Regions from separate parts of the Homo sapiens genome. Here all the other regions are linked to region 2. The links are chromatin loops, found by intact Hi-C in ENCODE. Cell type or tissue: endothelial cell of umbilical vein. All regions are shown on one strand. Each heading gives the region's core, and the rest is flanking DNA. Links, peaks and the distances in the headings are about the cores only. Region 1 has its middle 70 kb from the start of LINC01742. Region 2 overlaps PMEPA1 (prostate transmembrane protein, androgen induced 1). Region 3 has its middle 39 kb from the start of NKILA.

What was found. Peaks named below come from ENCODE experiments on the same cell type or tissue, not always from the same donor. Only the 100,000 strongest peaks of a DNase experiment are listed, where the experiment ranks them.
Region 1: it touches region 2 in a loop (4-fold over the local background); 8 of 110 quality-filtered maps call a loop at or near these places.
Region 3: it touches region 2 in a loop (10-fold over the local background); 7 of 110 quality-filtered maps call a loop at or near these places.

Annotation. Positions count from the first base shown.
Region 1 is chr20:58,070,680-58,077,823 of GRCh38, forward strand. No RefSeq gene overlaps it. Among named protein-coding and RNA genes, the nearest start is that of LINC01742, 70 kb to the left of the region's middle. In endothelial cell of umbilical vein, for the core only: no CTCF peak of the experiment used is centred there; DNase peaks (open chromatin) are centred at 3,692 and 4,072; H3K27ac peaks cover 1,596 bases.
Region 2 is chr20:57,694,788-57,701,931 of GRCh38, forward strand. All of the region lies in intron 1 of PMEPA1 (prostate transmembrane protein, androgen induced 1), which reads right to left. Among named protein-coding and RNA genes, the nearest start is that of PMEPA1, 12 kb to the right of the region's middle. RefSeq lists enhancers at 1,528-2,060, 2,941-4,140. In endothelial cell of umbilical vein, for the core only: no CTCF peak of the experiment used is centred there; a DNase peak (open chromatin) is centred at 3,634; H3K27ac peaks cover 1,719 bases.
Region 3 is chr20:57,745,544-57,752,687 of GRCh38, forward strand. No RefSeq gene overlaps it. Among named protein-coding and RNA genes, the nearest start is that of NKILA, 39 kb to the left of the region's middle. RefSeq lists enhancers at 1-253, 2,130-2,989, 2,990-3,847. In endothelial cell of umbilical vein, for the core only: no CTCF peak of the experiment used is centred there; DNase peaks (open chromatin) are centred at 3,198 and 3,858; H3K4me3 peaks cover 329 bases; H3K27ac peaks cover 1,972 bases.

The DNA.
Region 1 (7,144 bases), core at 1,499-6,498, 380 kb after region 2:
AAAAGGCAGGAGCATAAATATTACATAAGTTTAAACAAGATATAAATATGTAATTGACTGTGAAGGGCTGAGTGGAATGTTTCCCAACACGCAGGTCCTGCTGTGCCCAGGATGGAGTGGGGGACCAGCCCTTTCACCGGGGCCTGTCCACTCCAAGAGGGGATGGAAACGGAAGCGTGCAGGCTGAGCTGGACCGTGAGCATCACAAGCAGAGCTGTGTGCTTCTGTGCACCACTGCGAGCCCAGCACTGCACAGCGGAGCTCACCAAACACTGAATGAATGAATGAATGAATGAATGAATGAATGAATGAATGAATGAATGCATGCATGAATGAACTGCTTCATCCTTCTGCATGTTCTCCATTCAGATAGGGTTTCCAGAGAGCAGCTAGAGATTGGGAAACTGGAGATGTCATGCGCTGAAGCCTATTTAATCAGGTCTTCTATGTCCTGGAGGTGCTCGGGGGTGGAAAAGGGACAACTTCCAAGGGAAACAGCGTTGGGAACGTGCCCACCATGGAACAAAAGCTTCCTGCACCCCCTGAGGAATCAGCACCCTGCCTGGTGCCCTGTGCATTTCCTGCGCTGTTTTCTCCACACTTCCACTGCCACCAGCCTGGCTTGGGCCATCATTACTCCAGCCTCTCCCCCTGCACTCCACTGTCCCTTCTCCAGTTCACAGCCAGAATGATGCTTTTAACATGGGAATCTGAGCCTGTTGCCACACAGCCCAAGAACCCTTCCCTTCTGAGCCTGCAAGCCTGCATGACCTGGCCCAGCCCCAAGAATCTCATTGCTCCCTTTTCCTCCCTCTTGCTCCCCCAACAAAAACCCTTCTCAGGACCCTTGCCCTTGAGGTGCCTTTGCCTGGATGGCTCTTCTCCAAAACAGTCTCCCAGCTCCTCTCTCCCTCACTTTCTTCCAACCCTGCTCAAATGCCACCTCCTCTAAGCAGTCCTCCCTGACTGCTCAGGCAAAACACCACCACCACCACCACCACCACCAGACTCACAACTCTCCACCCCCTTACCTGGTCTTACCTTTCTTTATAGCACCTTTCTCTGCCTGACAGCCATCGCACTGTGCGTAGATTCATTTATTCACTTCTTGTTCACCTCTCTTATTTAAAAGAGAGCATTGTGAGAACAGGGACCATGTCCATCTAGCTCACCACTAAACCCCAGTGTCCAACACATAGGAACATGGCAATCAATATTTGTTGACTAAATTAACTCCCATCTAAGAGATGAAGTGACCGGGACTTGGAGAGGTGAAAAACACCTTCGGAAGATGAGCGTAGACCCTGGCTCTTCCCCTTACCTGCGGGGGTCAGATTCTTTCCCAAGTCAAGACAATGGTGACTGCCATGCAGACTCTGAGACCCTGACCCAGGCAATGCTCAGAGAATGACTTCGCACAGGTTTATTATGTTTGGCAAGAGATAATTAACCGTGTCCCTTGTATCAACAGCCTTGGATAAAGAGTGGCCCCAGCTCTGCAAGCACCCAGGCAGTTTTGCAAACCAGATTATTACTTCATATAAATATTTAATGAGGCTTGCCCTCTAGGTCTCCCTTCCTGGTCCATGATCATTAAATATAATCTTGCAGCCAAAATTCAAACTCAGCTGTCTTGGGTGGGAGGAGGGAGAGTTCAAACCTACTGAAGACCCTGGTTAACTTTAAACTCAATAGCAGATGAAGGGGAAAACAGCACAGAAGGGGGGAAAAGGGAGGTAGGGAGGGAAGAAGAGAGGCATGACAGGCCAATATTTCTAAAAAGCCCCATTGGACACTGTAGTGTAGCAAATGGTGTCCCCCAAAATTCGTGTCTACTGGAACCTCAGAATGTGATGTCGTCTGGAAATCGGGTCTTTTCAGATGTCATTAGTTAAAATGAGGTCATACAGGATTAGGGTAGATCCTAAATCCAATGACTGATGTCCTTATTGAAAAAAAAAAAAAAAAAAAAGGAGAGAAGCCAGAAGGCCACGTAGAGACAGCAGTGTTGCAGCCACAAGCCAAGGGCCACCTGGAACCACCAGATGCTGGAAGAGACAAGGAAAGACCCTTCCCTAGCTCTTCTGGAGGGGGCACGGCTCTGTGTATACCTTGATTTTGAACCTCTGGCCTCCAGAACTCTGAGATAATATATTCCTGCTGTTCTAAACCAGCCAGTTTGCAGTAATTTGTCACAGCAGCCCCCAGGAGATTCATACAGGCTCTCTGGAATTTTCTCCAGGGCACTCCCCACCCCCAGAGCCTCTCCACCAGAGCTAAGTGAGGGCCAGGAATGGGAGCATGTGGTGGTTTTTGAGCAGGAGGCCCAGGCTCTGTGGCTGTGCCCTGAGCTGCCTCAGTCTCCCCAGCCACCCCTCGGCTAGCTTGGCCCTCCAGAGCCAGCTGACCCTCTGGGGGCTCTCAGGGCCCTGGCTCCATGTCACCTCTTTGCTTTCCCTTCCTCTCAAAGTCCTCTTCTTGAAATACCAACACGTGAGCTTCCAATGATGCTTCTTGGGCTGGAATCAGGCCGCACTGCAGGTACACTGAGGGCCCACCATGTGGGGTCAAGAGTCAAATTCAGGGAGACCCTGTACACAGCAGGGCCATCCGTATCTCTGACTGCCCCCTGCAACTCCCCGTGTTCCTTCTCACTTCTCACCCCCGCGATGAGAGGCCTCATCCAGGACAGCCTGAGCAGCCCAGCACCCAGCAGGGAGGTTGGCTGCAGGCAGGGGTGAGGGCCTGGGTCCGCACTGTGCTGCCCACATCTACTGTGCCCAGGAGCACCCCAGGCCCCCGCCCAGGTGCAGGCTTTGTCGCAGGAGGCATGTGGGGCCTGAGGTCCTGCGTTGCAGGCAAGCTCTCTAGTGACGTAAGACATGCTTGGCAGGACAGCTCGGGAGAGGCCTCTCTGTGCCTTCATCCCTGGCCAGCTGGTCTTCCTGAAGGGACCACATGCTCCAAGGGCGGTGGTGAATAAATATACCCTAAAAGGTCGAGAGACAACCTCCACGTGCACAGGCTTTAACTTGGATTTACTCAAATAGGGAAGCCTGTTTCTTCTCTAGCAAAGGACAGAGCCACAGTGCAAACAGCCTAAAAGATAAATGAGCATGGACACTCTCAACAGCAAGAAGAGGACAGGCAGGTGGGGGAGAGGGAGAGCAGCAGTGCGTCTGGTGGACCTGCATGACTCCAACCAGTATCACCAAAAGCACTTCCAGACTAATCCATAGGTGAGCAAATCTGAAGAATCTATCATCTATCTCCCCAAAAGAGAGAAAAACTAACATTAGTTGGGCACATACTATAAGCTGTCATCCTCCATTGACTCATTTCATACCTACGAGCACCCTCTGAGATGCATGCTTGAATCTCCATCGTACAGACTGGGAGATGGAAGTTCAGAGAGGTTAAGTGACTTGCCCAAGGTCACAGAGCCCACAAGTGGCAGGATTGACAGTTCTGTTTCTTTCTTTCTATTACATCACAGGTTTTGAGAGCCGACCAGCTTCCAGGGATCATCTCCCACCTGGAATGAAGTTAAGAGAACAGGCAGGAAAGGGAAGACAGGGTGAACTGGCCAAGAAATCCCTAATTGTGTAAATTACCAGACAAAGCTCTTCAGCCCCTTCCTCATGACTCAGACATGGAGACAAAGGACAAATGAAAGGGAGGAAATGTCTTTGCCTCCCTGGAAAGGAAGGAGACCCACCAAGCAGAAAGAGAGGGAGGAGGGAAGGGACAGCTCAGTGGAGCTGCAGTGACCAAGCGGAGTACAGCGGGGAGAAATCCGGAGACATTTCCCAGTCTTGCCAGAAATTCCCAATCCCATGCATTTTCTCCTGCAGGGGAGGAAAGGGGGTCACTGCTTCCCCTTCCCGTACTCTGCAAGGTTTAGGTCCAATTGGGTCTCACAGAACTTGATGGCAGGGGGAGTGGTGGGGAGCAGTCACGGCACCCCTGCAGAGAAACAGCTTGGGAAACTATGCCAAACTCTGACCTTGGGGGTAAGCCCCGCCTGTGTGACTCAGTTCTCTCATCCTTTTTGGAGTAGCCTGGTGGAGAGCCAGACCAAGGCTGACCACGCTCCAGGCTCTGGACTCAGAACTGGGGCTGACATAGCCAGCACTTCCTGCCTGTGTGGCCTTGAGAACTCAGCTCAGTCCCTCCATGCCTTGGTCTCCCCATTGTTGGGAGGAGGTGGCAACACCCTTGCCTGATCGTAGCACTGTGAACCTCGAGCCTGAGGCTTCTTTGAGCCCTGAGCATCCAGTACTCGGCAAGGACTTCCGTTGGTGGCATTCTTACTTCCTCCCCGTCGCTTTAGAGGGAACTCATTCATCCCCAGCTGAAGTGTAAAAACCGACTTTGCCCAAACCTAAAGAAGTGAAAGTGGACAAACAAGGAGTGGCCCCCAAAGGGACCTTCCCTTCCAGATAGGAGCTTCCATTCAAGACACTGTCCACTCCCCACTGCTGGAGAACCCCAGCCCGGGGGTGCCCAGGGCCCCCTTAAACAAGAATTATCCTCCAGAGGCGTAATGCTCGACAAATAAATGGCTCAAACACTTCCTATTTTACCCCAAAAGACAGTTACCACCAGAATAGACCCAAACTGTGAGCTCCAGAAGAACAGAAAATGTGCCCATCGTTCCCTCTGTGAATTGCCAGCAGCTATTAGCACAAGCGTCTGGCGCCTGGGATGCCCTTGGTAGGAGGGGCTTGAATTTAGGAAAAAGTGAATGTTAGGGCTCAGCTCAGGAAGTCCCAGGAGATCATAAAAAGCAGATGATCATGCTCTCTCCGGGAGGCGGAGCTTGCAGTGAGCCGAGATCGCGCCACTGCACTCCAGCCTGGGCAACGGAGCGAGACTCCATCTCACAAAAAAAAAAAAAAAAAAAAAAAAAGAGGGGGGTATTCCCAAATGCTCCAGCCCTGATCGTTCCTGACAGCTATGGAAGGAGCACAGACCAGCCAGGGCCAGAACCTTGGTTTCCAAGGGCAAACCCTCCTCATTAATTCCATCCCTTCAATGGAACTGCACTTTATCTCCTCCTGCAGAAAGGAATCCATCTCGATGTCAATCAGCGTGGCGCTCGCTTCCGACGGACTCACAGCGCAGCTGAGAAAGCTGGTCCGATGCTCCGTTAATGCGGCACTTTAATAACAATATCACTCAGATCTCAAACTGCTTAATTAGATTTCACTCATTGTCATCACTCGCCTCATTTGAACTGCTCGTTTATAATTTATGGTCTTTATGCATTTGGTTGTTCATTTGTAAAATGGGAGAAAACAATCACAGGGCAAAAAGCAAAGCTTAAGAAATGGATTTGACTTTTCCCAAGGGCTGGTGTGCTGCAGGGCTGAGCAGCAAGGTCAAAGGAGGAGGATGCTGGATGTGTGGTTGTTTACTGTTCCTGCCTGCTCAGTGTCCTTCGTCCCTTCTCCTGGTAAGAGCTCCTGGGGTTTCCCCCAGATAAGGATCCTCCCCAGCTCCAGGCCTTTGTGGTTGGTTGAGCCATTCTTCCACCTTCAGAAGGCATCTGCCAGCAGCAGCCTCCACCATCAGCTTGTTCTGACTCCAGTGGACTCAGTGATTGTTTCAAAAATAGGCACCTGACCCAAAGCAGTCCAATGACAGTGAGCCCTAAACATTTGCTGTAATTACAAACCTGCATGACTCCAAACAGCAGGTGAAGGGGAAAACAGCAGAGAAAGGAAGAAGGTCCCTCCTTCCCTTGGAACTTCCAAGGGGTCCGAGGGAAAGTCATTCCCTTGGGAATGATCCAGTTGGACGTAAACCTTGCAGAGTGCGGTGAGGGGGAGCAGTGACTCCCTTTCCTCCCCTACAGCTGGGGAAGAGTCCTGCCTCTTGCTGGTGGAATTTCAGTCTGTACAGTGTGGGGGCCAGCCTCCCTCCCACAGCTGGGTGGGGTGAGCTGGCTGAGAACCAGCTTGAGGAAGCAGAACAAGGGAATTCCTGGCGACATTTCTGAGCACCTGGACTTAGTTATGCCTGAATCCAGGGGTGCTGGATACTTAAATTTTGTGAGTCAACATGTTCCCTTGTTTCTTTCAGCCTATTTGAGCTGAATTTCTTTCACCAGCAATGGAAAGACATTCAACTGACAAGATGTGATGTCAGAGATCACCTTCATGAGAAACACCATAGTCACTGATTCTTCTACAAACCCAATTTGCGATGCATTTCTAAACATTAAAACCGTGAATAGTGCTAGAGTGATATCAAAGATGCCATTTTGAATTCATAGAGAAGAGTGGGGTTTCCTCTGGCCACCTTACCCCACATTTCAACATCACCCCAGCCCCACCATGACATAACACATTCCCTTGCCCTACTTTTTTTTTCTCCTTGGTTTTTATGCTCGAACATACTAAATATCTTACTCATTTGTTTTTTGTATGATCTGTCTCTCTCCACTACAAAATCAGCTCCCTGAGGACAGGAGTTTTTCTATGTTTTGTTCACTGATATGTCCCCATGTCAGTGGAACTGAGACATAGTAGTCCTTCAGTGGACATTTGTTGTCTGATTGAGTAAATCAAGCTGTTGTAGGAACTACATTCAGCCACTAGTAAGAGATGGAAGGCAAGCAATGTGGGAGTTTCTTTCTCTTATACGTCAATCTGGAGGGTTCGGAGCTGGTGTGGAGACGCATGGTGTTCTCTGGAACCCAAGTGCCTTCTGTCCTGCTGTCGCCCTGTCCTCAGCACACAGATTCCCTCCTCAAGGTCTTCTCATGGTCCAAGATGGCTGCTGTTGCTCCAGCCACATCATCCGCATTCCATGCAAGAAAAGGGGATAAAGAGACCCTCTCAAATGCTTTCCCTGAAGAGAAAACAACTGCTACCTTCGCTTCATTGGCCACCCCAGCTGCAAAAGAGGCTGGGAAATGACATCTTTTAGATAGGCACATTGCCATCCCAATAAGATCAATGTTCTACTACTAAAGCAGAAGGATGGAGATGGAACTTGGAAAGCAACTAGAAATCTTTGTTGGGGGCAAAAAGAAGCCATGTAAATGAGAAAATGATAGTACTATAGAGAAGAAAACTACACAGCCATTAACAATCAGGTTTTTAGAAAACTCTGACTAATGCTAGAGAATACCTAT
Region 2 (7,144 bases), core at 792-5,791:
GGAGGGGGGTCCATGCTGCCCTCACAACAGGAGGAAGTCAGGACTGCTTCCCAGCACTTCTATCTCTAGATGAAAAATAGGCCTGAGAGCCACAAAGCCGGTAAGTGAGGCTGCCATGACTGTGACCTGGTATCCCGGTGCCACAGCCACACTGCTCTTTTCTTCTTCTTCTTCAGAGCATGCTAGAGTCAAGGGGAGAGGGACCACTGCCTGTCAGCCCATCTCACTCCAATGAGGCCCTTCAAACACCCACCTCAGCAGCCATGCCCCAAGCCCAGGACACGAAGCTCCACACTGAGGTCCACGCTGTCTGGGAGGAAGGCAGCCTCGGCGTTTGCCGCCTCTGAGTAACCACCTCCCCAAGACATGATTCATACCTGTCTGGGGTCACCCACATCCTCATTCCCTGCAAAGGAATGCAGGCCAGGTGAGGCGGGCAGGCGGTGGCTCTGGGCTGGAGCCCAGCGGGGCTGGCAACAGCGGCTGATGGGCCAACCCAGCCCCAGAGCTGCTGGAGTCTGTCCAGTCTCCAAGGCTCTGCCACTATCCTGGGCCCCCTGGCTGGGGCTGGGACAGACACCCAGGTCTCTGGTACCCGTTACGGGCCCAGATTCAGGTTACAAAATGTTTTCCCCGCTGAAGCACCTGGCATTTCACCGCTAGAGAATCGGACCTCCAGCCCAGCTTGGCCCTTTCACAATCCGTCTGCCCTGCTTAAAACTGCAGGCCTGGCCCGGCGCAGCGGCTCACGCCTGTAATCTTTGGGAGGCTGAAGCAGGAAGATCAATTGAGATCAGAAGTTCGAGACCAGTCTGGCCAACATGGTGAAAACCCATCTCCCAAACTACTAGAATTACAGGTGTGAGCCACTGGGCCTGGCCTAGCAGTACTCCTCTGATTAGCACCAGAAGGATTTTGTGGCTGAAAAGTGGCCTGAGTTTCCTCCTCCCCCTCACCAGACCTCAACTTACCCATCTGCAAGCTTGGGGCTGAGGGCAGCTTAGCGGGCTTAACTCTGCCACACCCTGGAATTACCTGGGGAGCTTTAGGAAACCCAGATGGCCCGGCCCCATCCCAGAGGTAGTGGGTCTGGGGTGCTGCCACAGCCCCTCAGGTGGTGTTAATGTGTGGCCAGGACTGAGAACCACTGCATTTTGAAGAAGGCTAGAGAGGGTCCCTCCAGTCCAGATGTTCTCTGGACTCTCTCCTCACCCCTCCTGGGGAGCTCAGATCCTGCCCAAGCACCTCACTGGTCACAGGGACCACTTTCTCCCTTCAGCTGCAACCTGTTACCGACAATTTCTGCTCCCTCCTGCTCTGAGCCCCAGGGATCGCTGCTGGCACCCTTCCAAGGAGGGAAGTGTGTGGAGGATGGGAGGAGGAGGAAGGAGCAGAGGCCCCCAACCAGCCCATCCCTTAAACCAAGTGACAGGCGGTTCTGAGGCTCAGGGGAAGGTGGGCTCGTCCCTGCCTAGACAAATGAGGCACAGGCTTCAGGAAGAAAGAGGTATGAGCCTGGGCGCCCCTGGGGCTCCAGGAATGCCAGGAAAACCTTGTGTCTAGAACTTTCCCCTTCAACCATGGGCTGGCAAAGGGTCCCGCTTCTCTGTGACTCTCCCTCCCACCCTGTGCCAAGACACTGCAGCCCAAGTTCAAATCCTGCTCTGCGGTGTGCTGGGCAATCCCTGGCAGGTGACTTAGCTCCACCTCCTCCATGCGATGGGGTTGCCATGAGGATTAGTGAGACAGGGTGTGCAAAGAGCTCAGTGAGCACCTGCCACTGTCAGTAGGAATTGCTAGGGTTCAAAAAGCCGCGACGTCACCGGCAAGAACCCAGAAAAACAAGGAGACAAAGCTGTTGGGTGTTGGGTTCATTCCCTAAATACTGACTGCCTCCCAGATTCTCCCCTTTCTTGTCTTTGTTCCTGAACCCCACCCTCAACTCCGCTCTGAGTCTATTCTGGGAAAAGGATCCAGAGCTCATTCTCACTAGAGTGAAAGGGAATGCCGCGAAGCGCTCAGAGCAGAGCTCAAGATTTCTGTGGAGAGAGGCTGGCAAGAGAAAATGGAGGCCTCTGTGCACATTTCCGTTTACACCCCTGATTTTTAAAAAAGGAAAATGACATATTGTCAAGGAACCAAGGAGTAATGCTTACTCCGGGCAGCCATGCTCTTCGGGGAGGCTTGCTCTTGGAGTCACCCTTGGATGCTGCTTCACTGAAGTGTGGGAGTTCCCGCTACATGGTAGCTGAAGTGTGGGGCTGGGCCATCTACAGATGGGGAACGTCCTTAGAACTCATGGAAGGAACTGCCTTGGGACTCACACAGGGTGACAAGGAGGAGCAGATGGGAGTTGGTCCTGGTGGCTGCATGCACCAGGATTTCTGCAGCCCCACTAGTCTTTCAGTCAGCCATTTGTCTGCACAACTTCCAGTTTTCCCCATAAGGATCATCCACAACCCGATGGTCAACAAGTGTCATCACTCAAGCCCTCTCTGAACCCCGACTGGGAGCAGACACTGGGAGTACCACCTCGGTGAGGATCTGAGTGCAGCAAGGATGGAGGGTGCAATTGATTAGCAATGTCTGTTATGGGCAGCAAGTAGGGGACACTGGATGGAATGCCATGCACTCAACATCCCTCATCTATACTTTGGAAGTCACTAGGCAGCTCAATAAATACTGGCTGGATTCTACAGGGTTACTGGCAAATTTCTCCTCCAGTGAACTTTCTCACAGCCATCCAACCAGCAGCTAGACAGACACCAATGACACGCTTTGCACTTGGCCCTAAGCTAGGAGCTGGATATTGAAAACGACCTGAGAGAGACCCTTGTTCCCCGATGCAGAGTGGAGGATGCAGTGCAGCTATGCAGATGGGGAACCAACCAGAGGAAAGCACTGCAGGAAGAAATATTCCCCTTGCAGGCAGAGCCTAGATTTATACGGACAGTTGGAATTTGGACTCATAATTACACCTCTGGGCCATGTGGCAAACAACTCTGATTACCCTCTAGACGGGAGGACAGTGACAATTTAGGGCCAAAGCAACTAATAAAATTAGGCAAAATAAGTGGCACCATGTGTAAGTTCACACAGTTTGGAGAATAATGCAAAGAACGAACAACCGCAAACATCTAATAATTGTCATTGTTAGAGAAATGAGTAGGGAATGGGGCAGAGGCTCCCTTACACGTGAGCCTAAACATTTAAACATTTGTTTCATGGTAGGTCCAGCTGATACATTTTTTAAAGAGGCAACATTCTCTGCATCTGTGGCTTATGACTTGAAACGTCTCTCCAGGTCTGGGGTGGGGGCATCCCTCCCGTGTCAGCCTGCTCAGAGATCAAGATCCATAAACACAGGGAGAGATACACCCGAGATAGGAGTGCATTGAGCTGCGATCTATCCTAACGATCAACAGCAGCAAATGGAGTGGTGTTTAAAGGCTGGTTGGTGTTATTTCATTGGTTATATTCACCCATGTAATTGACACCCTCTCCATCATCTCAATACACCCGCCTCTTTTTCCCATATCATAAACAGATTAGAAAACCAGCTTCCTCCTATGGCCGTGACCCTATTGGCTTCTAAGCTCAGCCCCATATGAATCAGCCCTGGCTCACCGTGATGGCATCTGAAATGACTCAATAACGAGGAGGCATAGACACCAATAAATGAATCATGCCTTCCGCAAGACCAAACCTTTGGCTTTTACAGACACCAATTACAAAGTAGAAAGAAAAGAACAAAGAAATTACTCAGGGTGTTTGCGCAAAGTTGATTCAGACATTTACAGAATTATTACCAACTAAATTGTTTTTAGGAAGGCAATTAGAACTCTGGCCAGCTACAGACATCAGCTCAGCCCGGTGAGGGGAATCTGCGGAACTGGCGCGGCGGGCACCAAGTTCCTGCAGGGTTCCCAGACCTGTGCAAAGCTCCCCGGCTTCACTTTCCACCTTCTTCTGGAAAGCTGTTCCGGACCTTGCAGAAATCCTAAGAAGTCAGCACGTACATATAGAGGCACACACACACACACAGACTTGGCAAGTCTCTGTATTAACTTTTATTTTTTATTCCTTAAATGTAGCAGCCATAAGAGGACATTGAGAGTCTCCCTTCTCTGGGAGTCTGAAGCACATCACTGACCACAACCAAACTCTCACGCCATCTCTCAACTGACATCCACGAGGTGTTTCAGATTGAAGCTCTGCTACCTGCTGTATAACTCAGGGGAATGAAGAAAGGCGTTTGCTGTGGCCCCATGCAAATTCTGAGCCTCCCTAAAGGAAGTGTGGTCTCTGGAATGCATCACCCCACAGGGCTCGAACCGAATCTTGTTGTCTGGGCATCTGAACCTTATGGGACAGCTTGTGCAGTCTGTGGGTGTTGCCCACATCAAGGATGTGCAAGCCTAGTGGGCAGCTTGATGCAAGAAGGAGCCAACCTGAGCTCCGCCCAGCTCACACTCTCGGGCAGCCATCCTGCTTACCACCAATCCCTACTTACCATCGGCACCAACACTCTCGTGGCCATTTATTGAGCATCTACTAGGAATTAGCCCTGTGATAGGTGCTTAAAAGACAATTTGTTTAATCACCTCCGTGCAGTAATTATAAATCCTAGTTTATAAATCAGTCAGCCAAGATCAGGGAGAGTAAGGAGCTGACCAAAGACTCCACATCTAGAAAGCGGCTGAGCTATGTTAAAGAGCCCCAGGACCCCGCCACAGTCTCTCTCCCTGTGCAACTACCAGGTGCCAGGACTGCCCCACAGGCCAAGCAAGGCGTGTGGGGTGCAGGGCAGTCTCTCGGGATTTGGTCTAGATGAGCAGAGGGGTAACTAGGCAACTGAGACCACTGGTGCTGAAAACCTCCTGGGGGAAAGAGCAGTTTGCATTGCTCAAAATTTCTGAAAAACCGATTCAGCTTCCTACTTCTCTTGCTGCCGAGGACATGGCCTGGAAAATCTGATTTCACCTGCCTGGGGGAACCCGGGGCAAAGCTGGGAGAAGGTCAGGCTCACCTGAGCTCACCCTGTGACACACCTGTGGGAGGTGGGATGTCCGTGGTGGACTCCAACAAGGGACCTCAGAGAAGCCTCCCGGCCTCGGCGGTTGGAACGCACATGTTTCGACAGTCCGCGTTTTACATATATCATACATAAAATACAAATGTATATTGTATATACTTGAAGATACGTGGCTCTAAATATAAAAACACACCTTTTTGTATTCTTAACCACTGACACTCAGGCAAATTCATGGCTGGATTTGTCACTTTCATGCTCCCAAAGCCAGTGATGGAACTGGCCCCTCCTGGAGACCTTAAGGACCAGCAGAGACTCTTCCACTCCTGATGCTGATGCGACTTGCATACTGGGAATCCATGACAACCTGTCAATGACAATAGAGGCTGACAGCTGCCACTGACAGACCCCTCCACAGGCCCATGCTTTACCGAACATGTTCGGGGGAACAGGGAAACTGAGGTACACAATAACTCCACTTCCACCAACTGTCAAAATGTTTATTGATCTATTTGGTGCCAAGATCGTGCAACTTTTATCAACACAAATAAGCACTTGGCACAGCCACCTCCCCTGAAGCCCCAAAAGCCTATAGTGGGGGCAAATGATATAGGACAGTTTCTTAAGACTTAAAAGGCAAAGTGGCATCTCGAACCTGCATGGCTGTTAGGTGGTTCTAGCTGTGGCCGTCCAGCCCAAGGGGAGTCTAGCACCACTGCTAAGGAGGATTGCGAGGTGTTTCTTGCTGATGGTGAAGAGTTGGTTCGTGGAGGTCACAATCAACCTTTATCCACCATCCAGATCCCAGAGCCACTGGGGATTTTCAACTTGTTACTAAATAAAATTCTCTTTTCTGCCAGTAGAGCCATTTCCCAAGCCCACTGAAACAATAACAAATGATTTTAGTTAAAAGACATCAAAAAAGGAGCCGGGCATGGTAGCTCACACCTGTAATCTCAGCACTTTGGGAGGCTGAGGCGGGCAGATCACCGGAGGTCAGGAGTTTGAGACCAGCCTGGCCAACATGGCAAAACCCTGTCTCTACTAAAAATACAAAAAAACTAGCCAGGTGTGATGACTCATGCCTGTAGTCCCAGCTACTTGGGAGACTGAGGCAGGAGAATCACTTGAACCCGGGAGGTAGAGGTTGCAGTGAGCTGAGATCGCACCACTGCACTCCAGCCTGGGTGACAGAGCAAGACTCCATTTCAAAAAAAAAGAAAAGAAAAGAAAAAAGAAGACATCAAAAAAAAAAAGAGAAGAAAATCAGACTATAGTTCGAATCTTTCTGACATCCTTATTAGTTTATGGCAGGCACTGATTCCAAGCCACCTTTCTTCCTACCCCCATTCCCATTAACAACAGGTACATATTAGAATGTGCTGGAGCATTAGGAATAGCTGATCACCACCTGATACCGCCGAAGTTGAGTCACAATAGCTGCTTAGCTCGGTCCAGCATATGGCATCTCAACATCACCTCTGAGCAAACTCCACCTTCCTCCGTGAGGACAATAACCCCAAAACACTCCCAGTCTGCAGCAAGTGTGTGCCAAGAAGAATCACCCTAGGAATTCTCCTTCTGGGGGCCTGCAGCAAGCTCTGGCAATGCGTTTTTGCCATTTGATGGCCTTTGGAGGACTAAAGCCATCACTGTGAAACCTTGACCACCCAGGGCAACTGGAGCGGGTGCAGGGGAGGTGGGTCTGCATTGACTTCTGTACCTGCCCCTTAGCTCTAGAAGAGAGGGCAGGTATGAAACTCGGGCACAGTTTCCTGCCCCCAATAGTGGAAACTTTGGAGCATTAAAAATCACATTTTGTACCAGAGGTGCTTTTCAGGTAACGGTCCTGACAACCCCATAGAACAGATGTCATTCTTCCTTCCACCTCACAGAGGGTCAACTGGAGACTCGGGAGGATACCACGCTCACCCCCAGAATGAAGGTCTTCAAAGCCTGTATCTTGACCACAAGAATCTGGAATCTCTTGAAAGTTCACCTGCCCACTTCCTCCCTTCATCCAACGCACATGAGACTCCTACCAGGTTCAGGGACACAACCAACAACAACCCCTCGGTGCTTGGTGCCTGGAGGGAAAGCAGACATGGCACA
Region 3 (7,144 bases), core at 982-5,981, 51 kb after region 2:
CCCTTCTATAAAATGGAGTTAGACACATATATAACTTAAAATTTTTTAGTAGTCACATTTAAAAAAGTAAAAAGAGACCAGGCATGGTGGCTTATGCCTATAATCTCAGCATTTTGGAAGGCCAAGGTGGGAGCATCACTTGAGCCCAAGGGTTCGAGACCAGTCTGGGCAATATAGTGAGACCTCGTCTCTACAAAAAATTAAAAAATTAGCCAAGTGTACAGGTGTGTGCTTGTAGTCCCAGCTATGCAGGACACTGAGGTAGGAGGATGGCTTGAGCCTGGGAGGCAGAGGCTGCACAGTGAGCTGAGATTGCGCCACTGCACTCCAGCCTGTCTCCAAAAAAAAAAAAAAAAAAAGAAGTAAAAAGCGACAGGCGAAATTCATCTTAATAATATATTTAAACTTTAAAATTATGTTTAACATAATATATCCAAAATATTATAGTTCCAACATGTAATCAAATAGGAAATTATCAATGAAATATTTTACTTTTCTAAAAAAATACCAAACTTGTGAATCCCAGCATATATTTTATAATGACAGCAACAGGTCATTTTGGAATAGCTGGATTCTGGGTGCTCAATAGCTACTCGTGTCTTGCTATTGCCATGTCAGACAGCACAGATCCGGATAGATTGCACCACTGTGTTTGGAACTCATTTCTTTCTGCGCCTCAGTTTCCTTAGTTGCCAAGGGCGCATCATTAGGTGGGTCTGGCAGGGCCATTCCAGACTCCCTGAGACAGCGTGCTTGATGCATGGTAATTGGCAAGTCCATCACTGTCGCCAGATTGGAATCGCTGCCCTGTGCATGCCAGCCGGGTGAACCTGGGCACGTTCCCCCTCCCCAGCTCAGGATGTGGAATGCACCTGCCAACCACCACCTCACAGGCTGCTGCGGGGACCAAAGGAGATGCGGGCAGGGGGAGGGTGTCGTGCGGGCAAAGGACAGGGCATCCCGTACGCACAAGTCAGCTGCTGGTGTTCACAGGGCTTTGCTTTCACTCTGTAATGCCTGCCCCCTCTGGGGATGTCTTGGATCTCCCACTTGAACATGGAGGCAGTGACTGTCCATCCTGACCTCTCAGTGTTAAGACTCTGGGAAGTATCATTATCTCTTCATATTTATAGCCCCTAGAACTGTCCCTGGTATGCAGTAGGCACTTAATAATCATTAAATAACTGAATGAATGAATGTACGAATAAATGAATACCTATGTGAAAGGAGCCATTCTGCTGTCTTGTCCTTTGGGAAGGGCAGAGATTTGAAGCTGGGTGGGGACTTGGGGGCTCCTCCTACCTTTGCCTGATGGGCTCATGATCTGCTGGGCGAGACCACTCAGGCCAACTCTTAAAGCCCAGAGCCCCTCGGGATCTGCTCTAGTTCTACCAAGGGGTTTCACCCTCCCTGGTACTGGGCTCTGGGTGGACCAGAAGGTCTGTGTACTCCCAGAGGGGCCAGCAGAGTGGCCTGTGAATGACCTCTCCCCCACCCCCACCCCAGCCAGGACTGTTTACTCCTAATACATTAGATTTCCAGATGGGAATCATTTGGGCAATCGTGCACTTTTATATCCTTGAAAGGAAAAGAGAAAATGGCAATGCTTCCCTTTCTGCCCTTCCCCTCAAGGTCTGCCAGGATGACATCAGACCCCCAACCTCACCAGGGGGCTTCCTCACCAGGGGTTGGCGGGGACCAGAGGGGCAGAGCTTTGAGGGAGGCCGGAGAGAGGGCCTGCCCCTTCCCCTGCTTCCCAAAAAGGAAATCATGAACTTGGAAATGTTGGAAGCATGTCCTCTGTTAACCTTCTGCACACCTCAGTCGTCTGCACTTCACCGTCATACTTTCTGCCATGTCTGGCTGCCACTCATACTATTTCTTCGCTTTTTTCTTTAAGATAAGTTAACAAAGTTTTTATATAGCATTAAAAATGTTTTCATTATGGAAAATTTTAAATACATACAAAAGTGGCCTGAATAATATAATGTAATCTAATCTAATACAATATACTCATAATATATAATGTATGTATTATATATAACATGTCATATTAAATGTTGCAATATAAGATACAATATTTGAAATGATATGTAATATACCCATCACTTCGCTTCAAAAAGTGTCCACTCGTGGCTGATCTTGTTTCTTCCATGTCTTCACTCGCTCCTCCACTGCAGATTACTCTGAGGCATACCCCAGAAATCATGTCTTTGCATCCACAAATATTTCAGTATCTCTCTCCCTCTGAAATGTTCGACTAACTTACAAAACTTAATTTGTCTTAAAAGTGAACTCTGTATCACTACCCTAAGAGGAAATCTGGGTAACTTTCCAAAACTAGATGGAAAAATAAACACCGCGAAAGTAAAATAGTGTTACCCATGTCTACGTGAGCGTGAGCCTGCTCTCTTGGTTCAAAAAAGGAATCCAAGTGCTCAGGGAGTGTTGAGGACAAGTTGGCACCCAACTGAGACTTTCTCCTTCACAGATAATTAGGAAGGGTGAAAGACAATTGGGAGGGGAAAACTTTCTCTCTGTTTGGTTCGTTGTTACCTGATACTGAACCATAACCTCACTCCTACCGGCACGTCTGCCCGGGGTGCCGGCCACTCCTGGGTGCCACAGCTGCAAGCATAGGCACCCACGGGCAGGGCTGGCTTTCAGGGACGTGCTGCTGCTGGTGCAGGAGGCCCGCCTGGGTTCAGATCCTGGCGTAGCCCTTCCTGAGTATGTGAGCTTGGGCACACAGCAAACTCCCCGGCCTCAGTTTCCTCATCAGGGAAATGGGGGCAGGAGTAGTGGTACCACGCATGGCTGTTGTGAGGCTCACGAGATATTCCAAGTATAGAGTTTAGAACGGAGCGTGACAGAGCAAAATCTCAATGAATGGCAGCTGGTGGTGGTGTTGTTTTTATTGTTATTATTACTAGCAGCTAAGTAGACATCCCGATTTCTTCCAAAGTGTCCCCTCAACAGTGGAGCTGGAGTTACCTTTTCTCCCTGGTCTTCCTGGTGGGGGCTAAGTCTTGCCCTTTCTCCTGCCCCAGGCATTTTGGTTTCTGAATTCCTGGAACTTTGCACCGCAGCATCGGGGCTCTCATGATCCCCTGAGCCACTTAGCCTGCCAGCCTGTGAGTCACCTCTGTCTACTGGGGAAAACCAAGCGGCCCAGAAAAAAAAATTCCAGACTCCCATGGGCGTCCCCAGCTGCCTGCTGCCGGGATGAGCAGCGCCACCGCCACCCCCATCCCTGCCAGACAGCTGGGCAGGCTGCCAGGTCCGCGGCTCACACCCAGGATGGCAGCAGACAGCTCCACTGGGCTGGGCTCTGCGTGTGTGTGCGTGTGTGTGTGCGCGCGCGTGTGTGTGCACGCGTGCGCCGCGTTCTTTCCCCTCTGCTGGCCTGGGTTGTTTCGCTCTGGGCTGCGCATTCATTTTTAGATTCCGGCCTCCTCCCTCCCCGCCATCTCCCGCTTCTATTCTTAGAAAGCAAACTGGGGTGTGCTTGGGCTTCGCAGGGAAGTCAGACAGAAGTTTGCCCACGTGCTCCGGCCGCCTGAGATATGGAGTTAATTAAAAAGGAGGCTTTGAGCGGCAGGTTCATTGGCCGGAAACGCAGCTGGCGGGGGCCAGGGCGAGCCTGGGGTGCCCGGCCCCCCTGCTCTAGGTGGACTTGGGGAGCTGAGTGGAGGCTCTGCCCAGCCCAGCTCCCAGGGCCTGAGAGGGCAAGGCTCTTGGGAGGGCCTGCCCTGCCTGGATGGGTTGGGGTGGCCGTGAGTGTTGGTTAAATATGAACTCTTCAAGCATGTTGAGCTGCTGAGAGATTTTTAATTAGATAAATAAATTGTAAAGGGTTTGGAGGAGGGTTGCCTTCAGGAAGCTGAGCTGGCTGAAATGTGCTGTCTGCGGAAGGAAGCCGACCTTCCTCAATGCCAGCCTGGCAGTGCAAGGGCAGGAAGGCAGGGAGAGAGGAGAGGAGGGAGGGAGGGGTGAAGGGAGAGAGATGGGAGGAGGAGGAGGGTCTGGGGGTACTGGAGTGTCTCAGTGTCAGAGGCGTTGGAACCAGAGCGACTCCATCTTGAGTGAGGGCTGGAAAATGAGGCCGAGACCTGCTGGGCTGCGTTCCCAGAAAGTCAGGCATTCTGAGCCTCTAGATGTTTATGGTTAAGGAACAAATTAATAATGTTTACTAAACAGACCCAGACTTGGGAGTGTCCAGATATCCTGATATCTGGAGAACAAAGGCATTCCTAATTTTACTTTAAAGATAATAATATCGATTCTTGTAAAATACAGTAATTAAGAAAACTAATCCTTTATCACAAACCCTCGTAGCAGAGCACATCTGCCCATATATACAAGCATTGTACCTAGGGTGGACGCGTTCCTCCTCTTACTTTCGGGAATGTCCTCCTCTGTCTGTGGAGTAGCTGTCCTTTCACCACTTGACTTTCTTAGTAAATTTGCTTTTACTTTGCACTGTGGACTCACCCTTTCTTGCGCAACTGCGATCCAAGAACCTTCACTTGGGGTCTGGATGGGGACCGCTTTCCTGTAACAGCAGAAGAGAGTGAGCAGCTGGAAGGAAATGTGCCTGAAGAGAGGGGGAGTGCCTGGTTGAAGGAACCAGCCTGAATGGGTTCAAAATCCTGGCTCTGAATTTTCCAGTTGTGTAACCTTGGTCACAGCACTTAACCTCTCTGTGTGCCCATTTGCTTATCTGTGAAATGGGCACGTTTATCATAATGGTGCCCCTCTTTAACTTAAGACAAAGGGCTTCAGCAGCATCTGGCACAAAGCAGGGATTATGAAGTCACCCAAATTTATGTCTGCAGCAGGGAACAGAGGAAAAACAGAGGCAAGGACCCTATGGTGTTTAGAGACAATGGTTACCCCTCTCTGTCTTAGCCCAGCAAATCCCAGCGGCATTGCACGTAGGAAGGGGAGGCAGCCCTATCAGGACTTAATCTTCTTGGAGAAGAAGCAGGTGAGACCAAGAGGGTTCCTTCTCTGGGGCTGATCCTCCATTGACTGAAAGAGATACAACATTCTCTGAGAGCTCAGAAGCCTTCTCCTCCAGGAAACATTCCCTGACAGCCAGCTCCGTGCAGTGGCTCCCTCCTCTCCCCTTACCATACATCGTACTGTAGGACAGTGTCTCTCTCTTATTTAAAGTTGTGTGTTTTCTTACTTAAGACATTTTCACAAGTATTGTGCCAACACATTCTCATTATAAAAAATTAAAAATTTCAGAAGCCTGAGGAATAAAATGAAGAGGTCTTATCCCTCATTCTACACCCTTCTCAACAGTTTGATATGTAACTACTCCTTATATGCCATTTTATTTTGTGCATACATGTGATTGTAGTATACATATTAGGTAAACCAAGTGAGCTTCAAAATAATGTCTTGATATCACTTCATGATGGTGCTTATTATAACTTATTGTTTTATTTTTAATTTTTATAAAGATTTTCCTCAAACCTATGGTATAGACATACAGTAAAAAAAAAAACTGTGCAAAAGGATAAAAAGTGAAAATGAAGTGTCTTGACAATGCTGCCATTTCTCTTCCCCAGAAGCAAGCCTGCTGCCGATTTCTCATGCATCCTCCTGGAGCTGGTCTGTGCACATACAGGCACGTGTTGTGTCTCCACCCCCCCTTTCTCTGTGCACGTTAGTAGCAGCACATACTATCTATGCTGCCCAGCTCCTAGCTTATTTTCACTTAACTCTGCATCTTGGGAGATCATTCCTCATCAATACAAAGCACAGCAGCCTACTTTTTGATGGCTCCCTAGTATTCCTTTGTACAGTTGGGCCATAAGTTATTTAACAGCCTAGTGCTGGGTGTGGGGATTTCCAAGCACATCACCACATCCTTTGACATTCCTCCCCTGGAAACTTAAGGTCTATATTCTCTCCCTTGAGTGTGGGTGGGCTTGTGACTGCTTCAGCTAACACAGCATGGTGGAACTGAGTCCATCTGGTTCCCTGGTAGGTGGCAAATGGCCAGAGAGCTTCTGCCTTGTCTGCTGGGCCACTCTGAGCTCGCCATGCTGTAAGGAAGCCCAAGCCACACAGAGGATTTCTGTGGAGGTGCTCTGTTCCTCAGTACTGGCGGGGGCCAGCCTACCAGGTTCCCCGAGCACAGGCACCAGACGTGTGCGTGAAGAGGCCTCCAGAAGAGTCTTTGGCTGTTTGAATCATCTCAGCTGAGAGCCTGAACACTGTGAAACAGAGACAAGCTTGTGTTCTGTCTGAGTTTCCTATGCATAAAATTGCTAGCAAAATAAAATGAGTGTCTGAAGCAGCTGAGCTTTGGATACTTTGTTACCCAGCAGTGCATGATCAGATCAACGGGCTTTAGCGTGTCCTTGTCCACTTTACTAACTGGCCTGCCTTGTCTGTGATTCTTTAGAATAGGGATTATCTATTGATTCTTTTAAAATTGAGGTGAAATTCACATAACAAAATTAGCCACTTTAAAGTGAGCTACTCAGTAGCATTTAGTGCGTTTACAATGTTGTGCAACCACCACCTCTATCTAGTCCCAAAGCACTGCATCCCCCTAAAAGGAAACCGTAGTCACGAAGAAGTTGCTCCCCATTGTCCCCTGTGCCAGCCCCTGGCAACGGCAAATTGACTTTCTGTCTCTACCATTTTGCTTGTTAGGAACACTTTGTATCAACGGGATCTTGCATTGTGTGGTTTTTTTGTGCCTGGCTTCTTTCACTTGGCACAATTTTTTTTTTTTTTTTGAGATGGAGTATCGTTCTGTCGCCCAGGTTGGAGTGCAGTGGCACGATCTCAGCTCACTGCAAGCTCTGCCTCCTGGGTTCCCGCCATTCTCCTGCCTCAGCCTCTCCGAGTAGCTGGGACTACAGGCACCCGCCACCACACCCGGCTAATTTTTTTTTTTTTGTATTTTTAGTAGAGACGGGGTTTCACTGTGGTCTCGATCTCCTGACCTCGTGATCCGCCCGCCTCGGCCTCCCAAAGTGCTGGGATTACAAGCATGAGCCACCGCCCCCAGCCTCTTGCACAGTGTTTTGAGGTTCGTCCATATTGTAATATCTATTAATACTTTTTTTTTTTTTTTTTTTTTTTTTGAGATGAGGTCTCATTCTGTCACCCAGGC